Regions from separate parts of the Homo sapiens genome. Here region 1 is linked to region 2. A link is a loop called in an ENCODE intact Hi-C map of the cell type or tissue named here. Cell type or tissue: dorsolateral prefrontal cortex. All regions are shown on one strand. Links, peaks and the distances in the headings refer to the core of each region. The heading gives the core; the rest is flanking DNA.

Region 1 (11,134 bases), core at 1,292-9,291, 150 kb before region 2:
AGACTTCAAAGGCAAATACAGAGAGTTGCAGAGTTGTAAATTACATTTTTTAATAAAGCGGACTCAGTTTTCATAAGTGATCAAAAACCCAATAAAGGCAACATGAAGCACAGGAAATTATCTTGGTAAAATACAGAATCTTTGCTTCCTAGGCCAATTATATAAAAAGTAAAGAAAAACTTTTCATAATTTCCTATCAAGAGCAGGCCAACAATTCAAGAAAACCTTATTGTTTTAACAGAGAGGACTACATTCTAGTTTTGCATCAGTGTACTTTTGATATTAATGCTCAACTTTTGGAGAAACTCAAATAATTTTCTTCTAATATTAGCCAGCTTAATCACACATAAAACTCCATTTATAAGATTCATCTTCCAGAAAACTTCTACAACTTCCTTATCTGTTCAGTTTTTGTCCTGTACTTTTCCTCTTCACATTTTGGAACAACCAGTCATTCTATTTGAGGACAAAAGTTACTCTTTTTTTCCCTTAACAAAAAAATTCTCATACCTTATAACTTTTTCTTAACCAGAGCACATCTTAACTTCCTGATACACTTGCATATAGAGTTTTTCTCTATTTCTAATAATTCTATATATTAAATAAAATATATTAATTAGAATTTTTTTTTAATTTGAGATGGAGTCTCGCTCTGTCGCCCAGGCTTAAGTGCAGTGGTGCAATCTCGGATCACTGCAACCTCTGCCTCCCAGGTTCAAGTGATTCTCCTGCCTCAGGCTCCAGAGTAGCTGGGACTACAGGCATGTGCCACCATGCCCAGCTAATTTTTGTATTTTTAGTACAGATGAGGTGTCACCATATTGGCCAGGCTGGTCTCGAACTCCTGACCTCATGATCTACCTGCCTTAGCCTCCCAAAGTGCTGGGATTACAGGCGTGAGCCACCATGCCCAGCCACAATTAGAATTCTTAATCCTTAGTGACCTTAACTGCCACTGAACACTACAAAGCAAGCAATTGTGAACTGTCACATCACCCATGGAACTGCCACATCACTCATCTGTACCTTGGCAAATCCATCAATCATTACTTCTAGAAGCATATGCTTTCTTATAGTACAATTCATCAGTGTCGCCTAGAACATGTTTGTAACAATTACAAATATCTTTAGTGTATCAGTAATAAGAAGCTGTAGAGGAGACAAAATTTCATCTCTAGCCTCCTAGGTTTTCTTTTTTTAATGCTAGGCCTAAGAATTAAATTGTGGTTTGTACAGATTTCCCTCAAGTTCAGTTTTCCATCTTGATAAGAATGTTAAGACCTTCTAATATAGGAAGGACTGTTTTACATGGAAATTTTATCTTACATCTGTTTAACTCACTTATTTTTAACAATTATGCATAGATTGTTTATAAAGATGAGACAGTAAGCAGCTAGTCATCATCTAAGTTATTTCTCTTGCTGACATATTTTGCAATATAGAGGTAACATAAGTTTATTTTACCAGTGAACCTAGGTAGGAAAAGTTATGTGCCTGTATTATATTTAATGCTGAAAATTCTGAAGACATGACTGTTTTAATGAAATCAACAAGATTCTTATTTACCAAGATCACCCAAGTAATGTGAATTTGAAAAGCATTTTAGTTCTTAATTTTCTGAGTGAATACTTCATTTATATTAGCACTTATTTTTGAAAAACCCAAATAAATAGAGCACTTTTTCAATTCAATTTTGGCAATATCATAAGGAGATACAAAAATATCACACATGTGTCATACATACAGATCTGTCCATAAACGTATAAGCAGATACAGATCTTCTATAGCTTTCATTTAAAATTTTTAGCCATTTGCCAGGTGCACAATAATATAAAACTCAGTAATTTATTAAAAAATATCTGAACCAGAATTGTTTTCCTGGCCAATAGAATAAGATTTCCTGCCCCCATGGGTAAAGCTTTTAAATAGTATTTGTGAAAAAGATATTTAAGATTTTTTTCATTTGTTTTCTGTAAGCAACCTTATAAAGAGGCAATCTTTGCTTTATTTGCTGCTTTAGATGCCTGTACATACCAATTTAAAAATATATCCCATTGCTTTGTGGCATTTTGGATTCTTTTTTTAATGCCCCTGCAAATGAACAATTTTATGTATGTTAAAATTTCCCCATTGTAACAACTATAATTCTAAGTTGTCCTAGTAAGGGACATTTTTTTCAAAAACTCACAGGTTCTAGGCCCATAATTTTTGTGCATAAAGTTAGCTGGCATACCAAAAAGTGGAGTCCCAGATTCTTGGAATCCCAGACTTTTCTTTTTCTTTTCTTTTCTTTTTTTTTTTTTTTTGAGGGAGTTTTGCACTGTCACCTAGGCTGAAGTGTAGTGGCACAATCTAGGCTCACTGCAACCTCTGCCTCCTGGGTTCAAGTGATTCTCCTGCCTTAGCCTCCCAGGTAGCTGGGATTAAAGTCGCCTGCCACCATGCCTGGCTAATTTTTATAATTTTAGTAGAGATATGGTTTCACCATATTGGGCAGGCTGGTCTCGAACTCCTAACCTCAGGTGATCTGCATGCCTCAGCCTCCCAAAGTGCTGGGATTACAGGCATGAGTGCCTGGCTGGAATCCCAGACTTTTTTTTTTTTTTTTTAATTTGGAGAAACCTATTTTCAAAAGATACTGACCTCAAGCCTCTGACTGGATCCAATTCAGTTACTTAGATCCAATCACATCCCAGATCCACTCCACTAAAATTGCTCAAATAAAGTCAGAGAGGTCAAAACAAAAATTCATAGAGCTTGAATTTAAGAGAGAACTCTGCCATGATCCCAGTTGCTGTGAGAGATGAGTGGGCACATAATCCCTGGTGGGTACCTTCACTTGGCCATACCGTGCTCCTGTGTGTCCCTGGAGGTCTGCTTTGGGTCCCACTTCTGACACCAATCTATTAAAATAAATACTTTAGACAAATAAAATTTAGTAGAGTTTATTTGAGCAAAGAAGTGGTTCATGAATTGGGTAGCACCTTGAACCAGTAACAATTCAGAGAGCTTCACCCAGCAATAGTGGATAGGTAGTATTTATAGACAGAAAAAGAAAGTGACATATAGAAATAACCTGATTTGTTACAACTGTTTATCTGCCTTATTTTATCATGGTCTGAGCAGTTGCAGCCTGTAATTGGCTGAAATCTCAGTTGCTATGATTGGCTGAGACCTAGCTACTTGTTACAAGAATATACTCTCAAGTTAGATTGTAGTTTGTTTACATATTAAGATAGGTTACAGTTTACTACGTATGGAGAGAACTTTAGGCCATATTTAATTTAATAGTATATAATAAAGACCCACGAACATCAAAGAAGTCCTCCGCCTACTAGAAGTAACTGTCATAGTGGATCCTGTGTTCACTTTTTTTTTGCTTTGATCTCATCTTTATATATAATTCTGTAAAAAAAATTTCAGAAAGCACTGTTGTTGAGCCCCATGTTAGGCTTGGGAGATCACTACTGGCTGAAGAGAAAGTGTTAGGTTCAAATAATAAAATCTGTTAAGTGCTAGACTGTAGCAAATGCAAAAACCTATAGGGTATAAATGAAAAATGAAGATTGCATAGACAAACTTAGTAACTTGAAGCATGAGTCAATTTATGAAGAACAGAGAATTTGCTTCAGAGGAAGCAACAAATTCAAAGGCAGAAGCATGAGAAATTAAAGCAACAGGAAAAGGGGGTGAGGAATTAGGTGTGGTTAGAGATGAAGCTAGGATGATAGATTGGGAGGATGATTAGGTGGGTTTTTAGTCCTCATTTACAACTTGTGTCAATCCAAGGCCGAACATAGTCTAATTACAGTGTTGTCATATATTTTTTAATGAAATTTGTGTGTAATGGACAGCAGTGATGCTTCAGAATGGTACATTTTCAGATCTGTAATTATTTTCCTTGGGAAAGAAAAAATAGCCACTTGTCTTAGTCTACTTGGGATGCTATAACAAAATACCACTAGTTTGGTGGGTTATAAACAATAGAAATTTATTTCTCACAATTCTGGAGGCTTGGAAGTCCAGATCAAGGCACAAGCAGATTCATCCTCCTTCCTGGTTCACAGATGACTCCTTCTCATTGTAACCTCACGTGATAGAAGGGACAAGGGAGCTAGCTCTCTGGGGTCTCTTTTATAAGGTCTAATCCCATTCATGAGAGCCTGCCCTCATGACCTAATCACCTCCCTAAGGCTCACCTCCAGATATCTTCACATTAGGATTCAACATAAGAATTTTGAGAGGACACAAACATTCAGTCCACAATACTGCTGCAGTATTTTTTTTTTAACAATTCTCAAATCTGAGGTATCTATAGTATGTAAAGATGTGATGTGGCCAGGTGCAGTGGCTCATGCCTATAATCCCAGCACTTTGAGAGGCCAAGGTGGACAGATCACTTGGGCCCAGGAGTTTGAGACCAGCCTGGGCAACATGGTAAAACCCTGTTTCTACAAAAAAAAAAAAAAAATTAGCTGGACATGGTGGTGCTTGCCTGTAGTCCCAGCTACTAGGGAGGCTGCAATGGGAGGATCACCTGAGTCCAGGAAGGTCAAGGCAACAGTCAGCTGTGATCATGCCACTGCACTCCAGCCTGGGTGATAGCGTGAGACCCTGTCTCAAACAAAACAAAACAAAAAGTGATGTAAAGAAAGGAGCACTGTAGCCAGAATTCAGTGTCCTGGCATAGTCACTAGTGTGCCGTATGACCTTCTACAAACACCCTCCTTTGGCTCCAATGTCATCTCTCAAAAGAAATAGTTGGACAAACAACATTCCAGCTGTTTTCTACTAATAGTCTAACACCACTTACCATCTTCTAAAGTGGGAGGGCCACCACTGCCCCTCCTCCTGCCTAGTGCTGATCAGATGACAGTTACAATAGAATCATTCTTCTTTTGCCAGAAGTGCAAATCATTTCCCAAATGTGGCCTTGGGTTTTCAGGAGCCCAGTAGTGACTTCTGTGGTCCCTGACTTGCACCCTCACCCTATTATTGGAGTTGTGCTTCATTTCTCTGTGTGGAAAGAGTGAAGTATTGGGAAATATGACCCTGGTCACCAAACCAACTCAGAGACAGCAAGTGCTTTGGCAAAGGAAAGGGCTGGCACAGAGAACAGAGTAAGTAATGACTACTTTTATTTTTGTACTATAAATGGATAATTATAGTACTTAAAAAATAGACATCAAAGAAGCATTATCTAACAACATACATGATGGTGGGCTCTGAGTGCAGCAGAAGCAGTGCGTAAAGTAGGTCCTTTGCCTCCAACAGAGCAGTGGTGGGCAAAAAATATCAATGCTTTTCTGGTCTTCAAGCTTTATGAAGTAGGCAGGCAGAGAGAGTCGAGCTGACACAGTACTGACACTGTCAGGTGATAGATGCATCGACCCAAGCACAGGATTTTTTAACAGCCAGGAGCATTTGGGGTTGGGATTCATTGAGTAAGTTGGGATTTTCCTTCTATTTGTGAGAAATTAATAATTTCTGGCTTATGGATAAAAAGTGAAAAATTAATGTTGCCTCTCCTGTTTTGTTGAGCAATTTAAAAATTTCATATGGCAGAAAACCAGAGGCTGTGGCTGCTCAGGGTGGCATGACAGCAAAGTCCAGAAAGTTCAATCAAAAGCTTACCTACTGCAAAATTAAAGATGGGTGACATTGCCACTCTTGTCAGCAGAGTTTTCAAGGAAATAATCATATGATTTGCATAATTAAGACATCATTAGTTCAGAAGGGAATGATCATGTATTTGTATGGCAAACTGAAACATGCTCTCAGGATGACTTATAAGACATATAAAGTAAAATCTCTAATAATACTGAATAACTTATCAAGTAATTCTGTGCTCTTGAGCTTTTAGAAAAAAAATTTATCCTGGCAGACCTTAAATATCTTGGTTTTTCTCATCATGCTAGCAGTTGTTGTAATACCAGGTGCTTTCTACCTCCATTTTCTCCTCTACTTAGAAAACCTTTATTCCACTTACAGAGCATTATGGCCTTCCAAAATAACGAGTTGAAATTAAAGTCTAGAAACTGCGAAGCATAGGATTCCTGGGATCGAAGTAGTCAAAACACACGCAAAACAAACATTTGTATAAAATGCTGCCTTTGGAAAAAAGAAGGTGATGTGTAGTACAGCTTATGCAATCTTGATTCAGGGTTTTAGGCATATTCTGCAATCTGGGTGAGAATTTATTTGGACTCTTGCTAAGGAGATGAAATGTTCATTTCACCCCAAACACAGATTTTGCACACAGAGGGTGACAATAGCCTATTTTACCATAAGTATTAGTGGCTCTGGGGTTTCATTGAGTATAGGTCAGGATTCTTTTTCTATTTTATGGGAAGGGAAGGATTTCTGAATTATTGAGAATGAACTATTTTTCTAACCTCAGCCAGCAGTCTCCAAAATGCTTGCATGAGATCATAAGACTCACTAAGTTGGACAATGAGAACCATGCAGTACACATTCATTACTACCCAAGGGGGGAACCACCTACAGAATGTGGCCTTTCACATAAATTATACCTTCTGATTTGTTTTCTTAGGATTTCCAGGTATGAAGTTTTATGCAATGAAAACTAACCATTCACTAGCCTTAAAAACAATGATAATAATGATGGCCATCCCTTTGAGCAATTTTTATATACCACTCAGTTAGGTTAAATGGTTTTGCATGTAATATCAGCATTTATTGAGCCCATTGCTATTTTTACACCATTCTGGGTACTACATGTGAATTCATTCATTAAATTCTCACAATAACCCTATGTGGTAGGTGCTAAGGGTACCCATCTTTTACGGGTAAGAACGTTGAGGCCCAAAAAGGTTCAGAAACTTAGCCAAGGCCACACAGCTAATGAATGGCACTGGCAGACTTCAAATTCAGGACAGTTTGTTTTCAGGGGTCGTGTTCTTGACTACATGCTGTTTTGCCTTTTCATAACAACCCTCAGGCTTTCGTGCTATCCTCATCTAAAATGAAGAAACAGGTTTGGAGCATTTCAACCATTTATTAAATGTAGCTCACGTAATAACTGACCAGGCTCAGATTTTATCCCACTCTGACCTCAAGGCTCTCATGCTTTTCACAATTCCATACTTGTTAGACAGTACCCCTGCTTCTAGAGGGGAAAAAAGGAGGGAGATGTTCTCCAGTAAACATTATCTACGTTTAGATTTGGAGCTTTTGCTGTTATAGTAATATTATCATAAAAATTAGGCCAATTAATATATTTGGACATTCTTACTAATAAACCCCAGAGCTGCAAGTTTCCCACAGTGATTCCCAATGGTTCTACCTGAAGACTGTAAGAGTCATATGTTTATACCATCTGATTTCCGGCATGCAGAATCTTGTTTCTCAAACACAAACATCCATTTTTAATTGTTTATTGCTCACCTCTCCTTGATACTTCAAATACTTATCAGATACTTCAAACGTAACTTATCAAAATTTGAGCCTATTATTTCCTGCCCCCCCACCTCACTCAAATAGCTTCCACCTCTTCTTGCATTTGATGCCTCAGTTCAAGGGGCCTTATGATGTACCGTGTATCAGCTGTTAGTTACTTTTTATTGCTGAATAGTATTCCATTGTATGGCTTTACCAGTTTTGTCTATACATTTAGCAGTTGATAGACATTGAGGTTGGTTCCAGTTTGGAATTATGAATAATGCTGCTATGAACATTCACAAGCAAGGAGTCTTGCTATGTTGGCCAGGCTGGTCTCCAACTCCTCTCAAGCAGTCCTCTCACCTCAGCTTTCTGAGTAGCTGGAATTACAGACATGTACCACTGCACCCAGCTTGGACGTACATTTTCATTTCTCTTGGGTAGTTTTGTGTTTAACTTTTTGAGAAACTACAAAACTGTTTCCAAAATGACTACACAAATTTTATAACCACCAGCAATATATGAGTTCCTTTTTCTCCACATCTTCACCAACACTTGTTATTTTCTGTTTATCTGTTATAGCCATCCTAGTGTGTGTGAAAAGGTACACTTAATTCTCTTCCCTAATTACTAATGATGTTGAGCATTTTTATGTGCTTATTAGCCATTCGTGTATCTTCTTTATTAAAATATTTCTTCTGGGGCCACCACTGCCCCTCTTGCACTTTTGCCAGAAGTGCAGATCGTTTCCCAAATGTGGCCTTGGGCTTTCAGGAGCCCAGTAGTGACTTCTGTGGTCCCTGACTTGCACCCTCACCCTGTTATTGGAGTTGTGCTTCATTTCTCTGTGTGGAAAGAGTGAAGTATTGGGAAGTATGACCCTGGTCACCGAACCAACTCAGAGACTTATTTTCAATATGTACTCATGAATTCTTAGTCTTTCCAAAGGTATATAATTCATTACTGTATTTATTTAATTATTTTGATTTTCCAATTGAACCAGATTTGGCCAGTGGGAATCTCTCCAAGATGGTTCCTTTGTGACATTTCCCCACTATCTTCTCACTTCTTGATTCCTCACCATCTTCTCACTTCCTGATTTTTGGACATAACAAGGCTCATCTTGTACCTCTTCTGACCTAGCTCCAGAAACAGCCATTTTCATTTAGAAGCTCTGGTTCCTCTGAGTGGAAATGGTATTAGAAACCAAGGTCTGGGCACAACCGTACCTTAAAGAGAGTAATCTGGCAGCTGAGTGAAGTATGCATTAGTTCTCTATTACCCTGTGTATTAGTCTGTTCTCCCGCTGCTATGAAGAAATAATTGAGACTGGGTAATTTATAAAGAAAAGAGGTTTAATTGATTCACAGTTCCAGATGGCTGGGGAGGCCTCAGGAAACTTACAATCATGGCAGAAGGTGAAGGGGAAGCAAGGCGCTTTCCTCACAAGGCAGCAGGAAAGAGAAGTGCCAAGAAAAGGGGGGAAAGCCCCTTATAAAACCATGAGATCTTGTGAGAACTCACTATCATGAGAACAGCATGGGGTAACTGCCCCCATGATTCAGTTACCTCCCACCAGGTCCATCCCATGACACGTGGGGATTATGGGAACTACAGTTCAAGATGAGATTTGGGTGGGGACACAGCCAAACCATATTACTGTGTGACAAATTACCACAGCTTTGTGGTCAAAAAAAGAAAAAAAAAATCTCACACTTTGTTTTGATCAAGGAATCAGGGGTGACTTAGCTGGGTGGCTGTAGCTAATGGTTCTTCATGAAACTATAGTCAAAATGTTGTCTAAGTCTGCAATCATCTAAAGGCTCGACAGGAACAGGAATGTCTGTTTTCGAGATGGCTTGCTCACATATGGTACATGGCTGTTGACAGGATGTACCATATTCTTACTGGCTGTTAGCAGGAGGCCTTGGTGCCTTGTCACGTAAGCATCTCCACAGGGCTGCTTGTGTGTCCTCATGTGACAGCAGCTGGCTTCCCTTGGAGCAAGTGACCCAAAAGAGCAAGGCAGGAACCACAATGTTTTTTTATGACCTAGCTTCAAAAGCTGCACATCATTTCTGCAATAGCCTAGTGGTTATACAAGTCAGTGTTATTCAGTGTGGGAGGGAACCATATAAAGAATCATCAGGGGCCATCTTGGACTCTGGCTACCACACAAGCCCAAGATGGTAAAGAGACTTTTCTGTGTTATTTTTATGTTATTTTCTATGCTGTGTTTTACTTTTCACTTGTAGGTCTATCACCCGTCAGGAATTGTTTTTAAGACATGGTGTGAGATAGGGAGTCAGGGTTCATTTATTCCTTTACTGATAGGCAGTTAATATGCACCATTTATTGAAATTTCCACTCTTTCCCCCAGCATACTGCAGGGGCATCTTTGTGACAAATCAGGTGCTCTTATGTGTGTAGGTCTATTGGTCTATTTGTCTTCGTGCCAGTGCTACCCTGCCTTGCTTATTGTAGTTTTATAAGGAGTCTTGACATCTGCTACCATGATTGTTTTGACTATTCTTGGCCCTTTGCTTTTACAAATAAATTTTATTTAGCGTTGGCCACTTTTTGCAATTATTTCTGCTCAGGCCTAACCCTGGTAAGGTTCTGATTTAATTGGCCTGGGGTGAAATCTAGGCATCAGTATTTTTATCAAACACCCCAAGTGGTTCTAAAATACTGCCATAGATGAGAACCATGGATCTAGAAGAACTCTAGTCTGTGGCAGCAGGGAAAATTAAGGCCCAAGAAAGTTGAGTGCTTACCAAAAGTTACACAGAGAGGCAGTTGCAGAACCAGGGCTCCAGCCCAGGTGCCTTGTTTTCCAGTGCAGTCCTCTTTCCACCATCTATATTTACTCCTGGACATGCCACTGTAGGTAAGTAGCAGAAAGGCAGAGAGGAGAGAGTTACCCAGAGACTTTTTAACTCCTTACATCTGAGAGCTTCAGAGGAAATGGCAGTTGGGGGACAACGGAGACATTAGATTATTAGTTTACAGACACAGCCAAGATGCTCAGCAGGGAGGGTGTAACAATGGAATAATAAAGCTACACAGAGATCTGAGAGATCATCTTTCTAATCTTTGATAGATGAAGAAACAGACCAAAGAGATCACATAGCTAGTTATAAGCAGGGGCAGGACTTGGGTCTGAAGTGTGCCACACTCCTGGTTCAGTCCTCATTGTCCCATCGTTGTCATAGACTGACAGGTTCTTCTTGCCTGCTGCTCAGAAAAACCAATGCACTGAGAACAGCAAGTATTGCAGCAAAGAAAGAGTTTAATTATTGTGGGGCCAGACAAATGAGGGGAATGGGAGAAATTTCTCAAATCTGTCTCTCCAATAATTCAGAGGGTAAAGTTTTTAAGGGTAAATTGGTAGGCAGGTAGTGGGGAAACTGAAACAATTGATTGGCTGAAGATGAAATCACAGAGGTGTCTAAATTGTCTTCACACAGCTAAGTCTTCCCAGGGAAGGGGGAAAGGGTGTTCTCAGAACCAAGTGGTATCTCTTTGTTGAAATGCTAAATCTGAAAAATATCTTAAAGACCAGTTCTTTAGGTTTCACAATAGTTATGTTATCTATAGGAGTAGCTGGGGAGTTACAAATCTTATGACCTCTCATGTGACTTTGGAGCAGAAAGCAATGTATAGAAAAGCAAGCTAAGCAGCAGTAGGTTATTGTTTAACCATGCTTATTCTTTAGCAAGGTTCAAGCCCC
Region 2 (11,134 bases), core at 1,037-9,036:
TTGAAAGCTTTAAGCGAGATATCAATTTAAATAAACACAAACACAAAATTATAAGGCTGAATTTCAAATTGTATAGGGGTTTGTCAATAGAGGGGAAACCAATTATAAAATAACTCATTATCTGATTTGACTTTAATTCTATTAGCTATTTCTTTAAACTTTGCTTTGAATTACAAGTCATTGTTAGAAATTAATAAAGTGAACTGATCTGGGTATCTGTATGAAGTGGCTGAAATGAACACTACTCATATTCTAACATCCTTTATCAAAACCTTAAAGATAAATTAACACTGGAAATCAAAATAGAAAAGTGAATGAAAAACTAAAATTTTGACTCAGAGTAGCAAAGATGTGATATTATTGTAAAACTTGAGAATGTTTCAAGAAATGCTTTATATTTATAATAAAAATAAACTAATAGAAATTTCTCGCACTTTCATTAAATCAGCCCCAAAATGTCAAACAACAAATGTGTAATGTTTTAAAAAACAGGTGACCTATTTAAAATGGATGGAACTTATTCTAAAGGTAGTGATAAGTCTGCTAAATGCAACACCTGAAAGTATTTAATTCATCTGTCTCACTGGGTTCTAATGCTTCATCAAAGTGTAGAAGTAGAATGTCCTTCAGAGAGCTCCTTGGCAAAATTAGCACCTCTCCATTCTGCTATACTTCCCCAAAAAAGACATTTAGCTTCATGGCTAATAAAAATAACACACACAAACAGTACTTTAAGAAAGTTTGTATGTTCCCGTTTCAACAGATAAATTCCTTGCATAATGAGCTACTGCTCCACTGTGCGACTCCATAGAGAAGGTTGATCCTATTGCTGAAATCTTATGAGATATGCTAAAGGAACGCAGAAATTAAGACTCTGAAATTTTAAATTAAAGAGACAGGGAAAAGTTCTCTAATTCTGAATACAGTTTAGAAAAAAGGGCAGCTAAATTAAACATTATGTTTCACTTTTTAAAATGCAAAATAACTGAAATAATCAAGAATGTGTACACAGACATAGCTAGAAAGATTTAATGCAGAGCTGCTTAAAATAGTGAACACTGGCAACAAACTAAGTGTTCAGCGATAGGGGACTGGTTGAGACACAGCCACAAAACAGAAAACTAAAAATGATGCTGTGTAAGAGTATGTTAGTGACATACAGTTGTCCATGTTTGGATGAGGAGAGAAAACGTAAGTTGGAACATAGAGAATGAACCCATTTTTGTAGAGATAAATTTCAGCTGCTGCAACTTCAGGAAAGTTACTTAATTTCCCTAAAACAGTTGTATCCTCAGTAAAAGAAGGTAATAAGAGTACCTACCTCACCGGGTTGGAGTGGGGATTACAAGAGATTTGATGTATAAAGCAACTGTCACGTTGCCTGGCCCATAGTAAGATCAATACTCGTTAGCTGTTTGTGTTATCTGTGCATAGGGGCAAAATATAAAGAGGGGGCAGATAGAAATGTTAAATGATTTTCTGGGTGGTGAGATTATGGCTGATTTGTTTTGCCTATACTTATAAATTTCCATAAGTAACACATTACTTATAATATGGGGAAAACTAATAAGTTGGAATACTCATACAAGGATAATCCTCTTAAAAATCTACCATAGTGTTTTGTTCACAGCAAATAAATCTTTTTTTGTTTTGTTTTGTTTTGTTTTGAGACAGAGTCTAGCTCTGTCACCCAGGCTGGAGTGCAGTGACGCAATCTCAGCTCACTGCAACCTCCACCTCCCAGGTTCAAGCGATTCTCCTGCGTCAGCCTCCCGAGTATCTGGGACTACAGGCGAGCACCAACATGCCCGGCTAATTTTTCTATTTTTAGTAGAGATGGAGTTTTACCATATTGGCCAGGCTGCTCTTGAACTTCTGACGTCAAGTGATCTGCCTGCCTCGGCCTCCCAAAGTGCTGGAATTACAGGTGTGAGCCACTGCACCCAGCCACACAGCAAATATATCTCAGTTGAGCTGAGCTGACCCTTCAGATTTCATTTAAACAAGCTTGCTTTGAATATTTAAAATTATTTAAACTGAAGAGCTATCACTTGTCCGTAATATTTTACTGTGTAAAGCAAGGCATACTTTTATTATTCGGCCTCATAAAGAATTTACGAGCCCCTATTCAAGACCATTCAGAATGCCACCAGATCTCTTATTATCAGTGGGAGGCAGCCTATGACGGCCTAATCACTTCTTGTCTCTTCCCAAGTCCCCAGCACTCTCCTTTTTTGACTCCTTTTTTCCCCTCTTGATAATCACAGCCTGAGGTCTCTACTGGACTATAAGCTTTGGGGTAGCAACTATCTCCTTCGTTTGCATTGCTGGCCCCTAGCACAGTGGCTGTTATGTAGTTGTTGCATACTAAACGTTAAGCAAATAAATATCTGATACTAGTAGTTCAAGACAAAGCCTTCAATTTCTCCATTGAGACAACACGCTAAAGGTGGGTAAGTCATTGTTTAGTCTAAAACTGTCCAAAACTCTCAGTAATTATTCCTTTAAAAAAGAAACATCTCACCTCAAAGCATCACTTTTAAAAAAAGTTCTCACTGATACTCCATTGTCTATTTTAATAGTTCTAAGATTATTTCTATTTTTCCCCTATATTTTGTTTAAAGTCCCACAAAAATCCCAAAGAGTTTAAGTAAACTTGCTCAAAGGAACACAGCTCAGAGAGCCTCAGGTCTCCTGGATTCCCATGTCCATGATCTCACTACACGGTACTGTCGTAGGACAGCTCCCAGATCTTTCACCCTGTAAGTTGTTATAGTTATGGTAAGAGCAAATGTCTTCAATAACGTGCACAAGTGCTAAAGTTTCTTCCAAACATTTCCTAGGGCTTTTATGAGATTCTGCGAGGGGAGAAACTCAGAACAAGGTGCAGCCACCTCAAGGTGTCCAAGTGTTTCCCTCTAGGTTCACAAGTCAACTAGCTTTACTTAAAAATGAAACCAAAGGAACCAAATTAAACATTAACTTGTTAAAAAAAAAAACACTTCAACCAGACTATTGTGAAGTAAGAACATTAGAAGACCAAGGAAAGGGCCATAAAGAGGAAATTTTGCACTGCTTGCACTGCTTCTTTAGGAAAAAAAAAAGGTAAAGGTAAAGTTAGCTTCCTCACGTCCTTTCTTCCTGTAAATTCCAGGTTGTCACTTTCAGCCATTGCTCTGACATTGTTTAAACAGTAAATGGCAGTTCCCATGACACAGGATGGAAACCATAACCTTCTCAGGTATCCGTACTAAAAATGTTTAACTTGCTGAAAACATCACTTCCCAATCTAAGGAACTTGCCAAAGGATTTCACATGCTAACCCTCGGCCCACCAGGCTTATAAGGAGGACATTCTGTGGAAATTAATTGGTTATTACCTAAGCCAGCTGCAACACACTATTATTTATATATAAACAGCTATAATTTGTTGGGGTCTGCTTTGTACCAGACATTATGAGAAGTCTTTTGCGCTTTAATCCTCATTATTATCCTCATTATTAATCCTTATTTAATCCACCTTATTATCTGAAGTAGCTATAATCCCATTTTACTGGTTCAGAATGTTTAATGTGCCTGAGCACCCACCGTTAATAGAGGAGACTGGTAATGAAACCAAGGATTTGAAAAGTTAGGTACAGATTGAAAACCCACGCCGAATCCAGTGACACTAAACAGTTGAATCTCTTCAAAATATAACACACATGTCAAAATGATTTTAAGGTCATTTCAGAGCAGGCAAGACTTGAAATAGAGGACCGGCAACATTAATAAATAAAAAAGACTACAGGACATAACATTTTGAGTTGGTTTCAAGCCGTGGATAATTAATGATTATCCATACCTCTGGATGGATGTTGACAGGGGTTCCCCGCCCCTTATTTTCGCTGAGAAACCAAGTCTTCCCTTCCGTAAAGGGAGCAGCTCTGGAATGCCACACGTTGAAGGGTTTCGGTGTGGGCTGCCCAGAGCTGGGCTGTTACTGTTCACACATCATCAGTAAGTGCCTCTCAAAAAAAAAAAAAAAAAAAAAGAGAAAGAAAAGAAAAACCACACACACAAACACACACACACAGTCCCTCCTCCACCAACTGAACTTCAGCCCTGACCTCCGGAGTGGTTCTGGACAATCTGGGGTTTAACCTGTGCCCTTCCAACGCCAGGACCGGGGTACCCGAAATGGGTTGCAAATGAATGAGATGACTGCTCAGAGGAAGGAGACTAAGGCACACATCTCTCCTCCAGACCACAAAATCGAGGAAGCATGCCCTGGGCGGGGAGGGTGGGGGCCGGATTAGAGCCACGTCCCCGCTTCGCAATCCACCTTTCCCCTCCCGCGCTTCGGAGGACTCTCCGCTCCCCAGCCCATCCTCCTCCTGGCCCCTCCGCGCGCTCCTTACCCGCTGGTGGCCAGGGCTCCAGACACTCCCAGCTGAAGGCACTTGCTCCCGGGAAGGGGATTTGCCAGGGGATGGAGCCCGCTGCCGCAGCCGCCGCGACCAGCCCCGGGCGTCACCACCCTCGGGCCGAAGCCGCTAGAAAGTTTGCTCGGGGTCTCGCCCTCCCACGCCGCGGCCTGACTAGGGGAAGCAGCTCTCCGGGTCCCTCCCGCGGCCGCCGCCCCCGAGGCCGCACTCGGCGGCGCTGCAGCACCGGCCAGGCTCCGTGCGCGCCGAGGGCTGGGTCTCCCCGCCCCACTCGGCCCACGGCGCGGCGCTCAGTGTTGACCGCGGCCCCGCGCCCGCTCTCCCCGCCCGCCGCGCGCGGCCCGCTCCCTGCGCCCTGCGCCCAGCGCGCTCTTGACATCATTCATTCTCTCACACCCTCGCCCGCCCACTCCATTTCCAAACAGTGACTCACCCGTCGGCCCGGTGGCAGCAGTGCCCGTTCCTGCTGCCGTGGCTCTCCTGGCGCAGAGTGGAGCTCGAAAAACCTGCGCGACTTCTTAAGAAGAAAATCCCAGCCGACTCTCCCCTCGCGGCTGTTTAAGGTGCAGAGAAGGAGGGGCTTGGCAGGCAGGGCAGTTTGGCTCCCGGCCGAAAGGCTGAGGGCCTGGAGCTGACCTCCCTGAGCGGCAACAGAGATCAATCTGGGAAAGTTCTTTGGGTGCCACTCCCAGCAACTTTCAGGGGTGGGGCTGGAACGGGATCCCCCACCCCCGCACCCGGCCTGTTTCGGAAACTGCTTCCTGACGGCGTGTGAGTGGGCTTGGGAGCGCCAGCGTTGATTCAGAGGGTTTATCGGTGTTGACCGGGCCTAGGTCAAAGAGGTGGGTTTCCAAACCTCACAGCGTTGCCTGGCAAGGTTAGTCATCAGTCCGCATGGTATGAGCTGGAAGGTTGCTCCAAGCTAATGAGGTGGCAGCACTGTCCCTTTCGTGCCTAACCATCGTGTCATTTGTCCTGTTAATTGATTTACTTCTCACTTAAGGAATCGTAACCAAAATAAACAGTGTAAGTAGTTATTTGCTTAACTGAATACTGCGCTTTTCCGCAGCTTTTGGGGCCCAAGGCAGCCGTGTGGTTTCTTCGAAGGCCTCAGTAGTTTTTTAAAAGGGGGATTGCTGTCTTTAAAATGGTAATGGTTCTACATTGTCCTGGAGTTGCTATTCATACACCTGCTGGGCAGTTTTCAAAGTAAACGATGGCAGCCTCAAGGACTCTAACTAGGAATGACCAATCCGAGGGAATGTGGCTAAATCTTTCTTGACATAAGTTTTACATTAATGTCTCCTTCTGGACAAGATAATTATGTTTAGGATTTGCGCTGGTTTATGGGTGCTTCCATATAATCAACAAAAATAATGACGGGAATCTTTGGGTTTCTAGTGCAGATATCATGTGGGTCAACAGTCATTTGTGGCTATTAAAGATGATGGTAACAGAAAAGAATATACAAGGCAGGCAATCCCCAAACTCGCAACTTCAAGATGTCGTCACAGTACAGGCAACCAAAGAAAATGGACAAATGGGATCATATTAAGCTAAAAAGCTTCTGCACAGCAAAGGAAACAAACTGAAGAGACAACCCACAGAATGGGAACTATCCATCTGACAAGGGATTAATAACCAGAATATATGAGGAGCTCCAACAACTCTATAGGAAAAAAAAATCTAATAGTCCGAGTAATAAATGGGCAAAAGATTTGAATAGACATTTCTCAAAAGAAGACATACAAATAGCAAACAGGTATATGAAAAGGTGCTCAGGCAATAAATACTGGCGAGGTTGTGGAAAAAAAAAGGAACCCTTGTGTTTGTGGGAATGTAAAAAGTATAACCACTATGGAGAACAGTATGGAAGTTCCTCATAAAACTAAAAATAGAGATACCGTATGACCTAGCAATCTCACTGCTAGGTATATATGCCCAAAAAAGGAAATCAGTGTATCAAAGAGATACCTGCACTCCTATGTTTATTGCAGCACTACTCACAATAGCCAAGGTTTGGAAGCAACCTAAGTGTCCATCAACAGATGAATGGATAAATCGTTACATATACCCATGGAGTACTATTCAGCCATAACAAAGAATGAGATCCTGGCATTTGCAACAACATAGATGGAACTAGAGGTCATTATGTTAAGTGAAATAAGCCAGGCACAGAAAGACAAATTTCACATGTTCTCACTTATTCATGGGAGCTAACATTTAAAACAATTGAACTCATGGAGACAGTAGAATGATGGTTACCAGAGGCTGGGAAGGGTAGGGGGGATGGGTAATGGGTAAAAAATATATATATAGTTAGATAGAATGAATAAGGTATAGTATTTGATAGCAAAACAGGGCAACTACAGGCAACAGTAATTGTGCATTTTAAAATAACTAAGAATATAATTGGTTTGTAACATAAAGAAAGGATAAATGTTTGAGATGGTAGATATCCCATTTACTCTGATGTGATTATTATGCATTATGTGCCTATATCAAAATATTGTGTGTACCCCATAAATATACCTACTATGTACCTACAAAAATTAAATTTAAAAAAATTTTTTTGAGATGGAGTCTTGCTCTGTCGCCTGGGCTGGAGTGCAGTGGCTTAATCTCAGCTCACTGCAACCTCCACCTCCTGGGTTCAAGCAATTCTCCTGCCTCAGCCTCCCGAGTAGCTGGGATTACAGGTGTGTGCCACCAACCCTGGCTAATTTTTGTATTTTTAGCAGAGACAGGGTCTCAACATGTTAGTCAGGCTGTTCTCGAACTCTTGACCTTGCGATCCACCCTTCTCGGCCTCGCAAAGTGCTGGGATTTACAGACATGAGCCACTGTGCCCGGTCCCCCCAAATTTTTAAAATATAAAACCAAAAAAAGATGTTGTCACAATACAGAAGTTTCCCCCAAATGAAAATGCTCCTAAAATTAACCAAGGGCTCAACATCATTGTTGTGGAAAATGGACTCTTTTAGAGCTACTTTTAAAGGTTAGAACCCAGAGGAGACCACCAATCGAAAGTTATTGTCCTGGGGTTTATTTTTCCCCTTCAATAAGGAGCTCATTTTCAAATTTACAAAGCCCAGGCATTTTGCCCAGAAGGCAATAGCAAATGGATTGGTTTGCTAGGATGCAGTCAAAATTCAAATCAGCAGTTTTTATAGACAATCACAGAGCTAATTCAGAAGCATGGGTGTCCTATCCATTGGTAACACTGAATGACTAGATTCAAATGTATAGCCATCTATAAGTAAGTTTGCGTGAATATCCCACCTACTCCCTACTTCATGATCCAAATATTTGGACATTATGGGATAAGTCTAAATACAATTTTCTACAGATCTCAATTGATATTGTGGGCTTTTTGGCCTGTGTACATGGATAAAGTCAAAAAGCTCCAAACAAAGCTTGCAGTTCTGCCTGCACTGTTGGCTGATATAAACCCTGTAGTTCCCTCATAAGCCTCTGTGTGGAAGGCTGTTGAATGGGTAGTTTTGAATTAGTGGTTACTATTGTGCCTCAGTTTAAATATTGTGAAATAAGTAATTAGGTCATTTTATTATACCATTTAAATATCCCCAAGTACATATATTAAATAATATAATTGATAATGGATGATACGAAGTTTTTTCAATCTATTCATTATCAACATATGAGAAAGCAAATTACTCATCTTAATTTCTATGTTTTAAGAAATAGTAACATCCTTTTCACAGAAAGATGATTTTTTTTTTGTTTTTTAACTGCACCTTTTGTTCTTACCATGTATGAAAAGTGACAAAATTTGCAATTCATCACCTTTCAAAAATAATGGCACTGAGTGTTTCAAGGGAGAGAAATGGATGATAGATAAGTGTGTTCTTGTCCATTGTTTTCTCCAAGGCAGCATAAATCAAGTTTTACAGGTATTTCTTTGATTTGATAAAACATACTGATTTAGGAAAACATGTAGATCTATAGTACTTATTTCCTCTTACAGTAACTCGAATCTGAACATATCTAAAGTCATTTGCTCAACCCACAAATTTGTATTGAATTCCTACTTTGTGCCCATGGCTGTTTATCTAAGAATCTCCATGGTCCGGGCACAGTGGCTCATGGCTATAATCCTAGCACTTTGGGAGGCCAAGGCAGGCAGATCACGTCAGGCCAGGAGTTCAAGACCAACCTGGCCAACATAGTGAAACCCCGTCTATACTAAAAATACAAAAAATTAGCCAGGCATGGTAGCACATGCCTGTAATCCCAGCTACTCAGGAGGCTGAGGCATGAAAATCGCTGGACCCTGGGAGGGGGAGTTTGCAATGAGCTAAGATCCTTTCACTGCACTCCAGCCTAGGCAACAGAGCGAGACTCTGTCTCAAAAGAAAATAAAAAAGAAAAAGAAAAAGAATCACCATGTTACCTTCTAAACGAACATATGTCTCAGGAATTGAAAGGTTTTTCTTTTTTTAATTTTGCATGAGGATGTTTATTGCAGGATTTGCAGATCAGTTGGGATATGAGGATGAAGCCAAAGATGACTTCTATATTTTTTTTGGTTTGAGCTCTTTGGTGGATGGTGGTGCCCTTTACCAAGACAGGGAGTGCTGAGACAGCAGCAGCTTTTGGGGGGCAAATGATGAGTTTCAAACTTGATGAGTTTGAGGTGTGAGATGTATAAATGAAAAGTGAGCAGCTGATGATACTAGTCTGGAACTCAGAAAAAGAGGCATGGACTGGAGATACAAATTTGAGAATAGCCAGCATGTAATAGTAAAGGATTCCACGGAAAATCAACCGAGATTGTCTGGAAATATTAGAGAGTGAGAAGATGTCCAAGGGAAAACCCATTATAGTTTAGGTAAAGTAGGAAAACATCGCAAATGAGGCTACAAATACAGGTCCAGAGAGAGAAGAAAACCAGGAGAATGTGGTGACAAGGAAGCCAACGAAAAGCCTCTTTTTGAGAAAGATGAGATGCCATTTATATCAAATGTTCCTGAGACAGCAAGTGAAATAGAGACTAGAAAATGTCCATTGGGTTTGGTGACATTGAGGTCTTTGTTGACCTTAACCAGAGGGAGTTTGCTTATGCTATGGAGATGTGGAATTCTGATTGAGTAGGGTGAGGAAGAGCTGGTTCAGCAGAGAACCTGTGAGTTGGCTTCCTGGACAGCTGGTCAGTAAAGGGTGCACACCTGGCACAGTGGCTTACACATGTAATCCCAACTCTTTGACAGGCTAAGGTGGAGGATTACTTGAGCCTAGCAGTTCGAGAACCCACCTTCCCATCTCTACAATTAAAAAAAAAATAGACAGGTATAGTGACACACACCTGTAGCCTTAGCTACTTAGGAGGCTGAGGTGGGAAGATCGCTTGAGCCCAGGAGATTGAGGCTGCAATGAGCTGTAATAGTGCCACTGCACTCCAGCCTGGGCAACAGTGCAAGACCGTGTCTCATAAATAAACAAGAGGGATGCTAAAGCATTCCCAGAATAAGTTTGTTAAAATATAATTTGGGTTGGTGAGAAATGAAGAGTGACTACTAATGGGTACAGGGTTTTCTCTAGACTGATGAAAATGTTCTAAAATTGATGGACCACTGATGGGAAGGAATCTGTAAAGGACATAAGGAAAGAGGTAATGGAGAGGTTAGTGAGGAGTTGAGGTTCATGAGAAGTCAGGAGGAAATAGCATCTGAACACAGATGGAAGTAATAGCCTGAAAGATTAGAGGGAACAACTCCTCCAAAACAACAAGGGAGAGGAAGGGAAAAGAAAAGCATGGGAGTGGTGCATCTGTGTTCATAGGCTGCTTGTACAAAGTTGAAAAGGTTCTTTTCACACCTGTAATCCCAGCACTTTGGGAGGCCAAGGTGGGCGGATGCTTGAGGCCAGGAATTCAAGACCAGCCTGGGCAACATGGTGAAAGCCCATGTCTACAAAAAACACAAAAATGAGCCAGGTATGGAACGAATGCCTACAGCTACTTGGGAGGCTGAGGTGGGAGGATGGCTGGAGTCGGGGAGATGGGGGTTGCAGTGAGCCAAGATTGTGCCACTATACTCCAGATTGGGTGACAGAACCAGACCCTGTCTCAAAAAAATAAAAGAAAAAGTTCCTTTTGATGCTTCAATTTTTCTGTTAGGAGACATGGGTCAGTTTTCGATTGCTGCTATACCAAATGAATGACAAATTTACCAGCCTAAACCAACACCAATGTATTATCTCACAGTTCTGCAAGTCAGAAGTTCTATAGACTTCTCTGCTGGTTTCTCTTTTCTGAGTTTCATGAGGCTGACATCAAGGTGTTGGCCAGTTGGGCTCTCATTAGGGGACTCTGGCAAGCTTCCAAACTCATTCAAGTTGTTAGCAGAATCTAGTTGCTTCCAGGTGCAGGACGAAGGTTTCTAATATCTTGCCGGCTCTCAACTGGGGACCACTCTTAGCTCCTAGAGGCATCTGTTCCAGATCAGTGACAGTGTGTGGAATGCTCTCACACATGGAATGTTTCTGCCTTCTGCTTCAGCCACATCTTCCTGCCTGAGCTGGTGAACATTCTCCACTTTTAAGGGCTCATGTGATTAAATTGGGCCTACCTGGATAATCCAGTATACTATCACTGTGTTCAAGCCTACAATCCTAATTACATCTTCAAAGTCACTTTTGCCATGTAATATAATACATTCACAGGTTCCACAGATTAGGGTGTGCTCA

Evidence for each region. Peaks named below come from ENCODE experiments on the same cell type or tissue, not always from the same donor. Only the 100,000 strongest peaks of a DNase experiment are listed, where the experiment ranks them.
Region 1: a loop joins it to region 2, with 2.3 times the contacts of the local background. A loop is called at or near these places in 9 of 110 quality-filtered maps.

The regions. Positions count from the first base shown.
Region 1 is chr4:107,972,706-107,983,839 of GRCh38, reverse strand. It overlaps LOC107986298 (a long non-coding RNA gene), which reads left to right and starts at 4,917. Exons shown (of 2, transcript XR_001741784.2): 1 at 4,917-5,120. In dorsolateral prefrontal cortex, for the core only: no CTCF peak of the experiment used is centred there; a DNase peak (open chromatin) is centred at 4,849; H3K4me3 peaks cover 2,783 bases; H3K27ac peaks cover 3,362 bases.
Region 2 is chr4:107,818,519-107,829,652 of GRCh38, reverse strand. It overlaps SGMS2 (sphingomyelin synthase 2), which reads right to left and starts at 4,721. Exons shown (of 7, transcript NM_001375905.1): 1 at 4,400-4,721. RefSeq lists an enhancer at 1,304-2,503. In dorsolateral prefrontal cortex, for the core only: no CTCF peak of the experiment used is centred there; DNase peaks (open chromatin) are centred at 3,984 and 4,842; H3K4me3 peaks cover 2,232 bases; H3K27ac peaks cover 1,319 bases.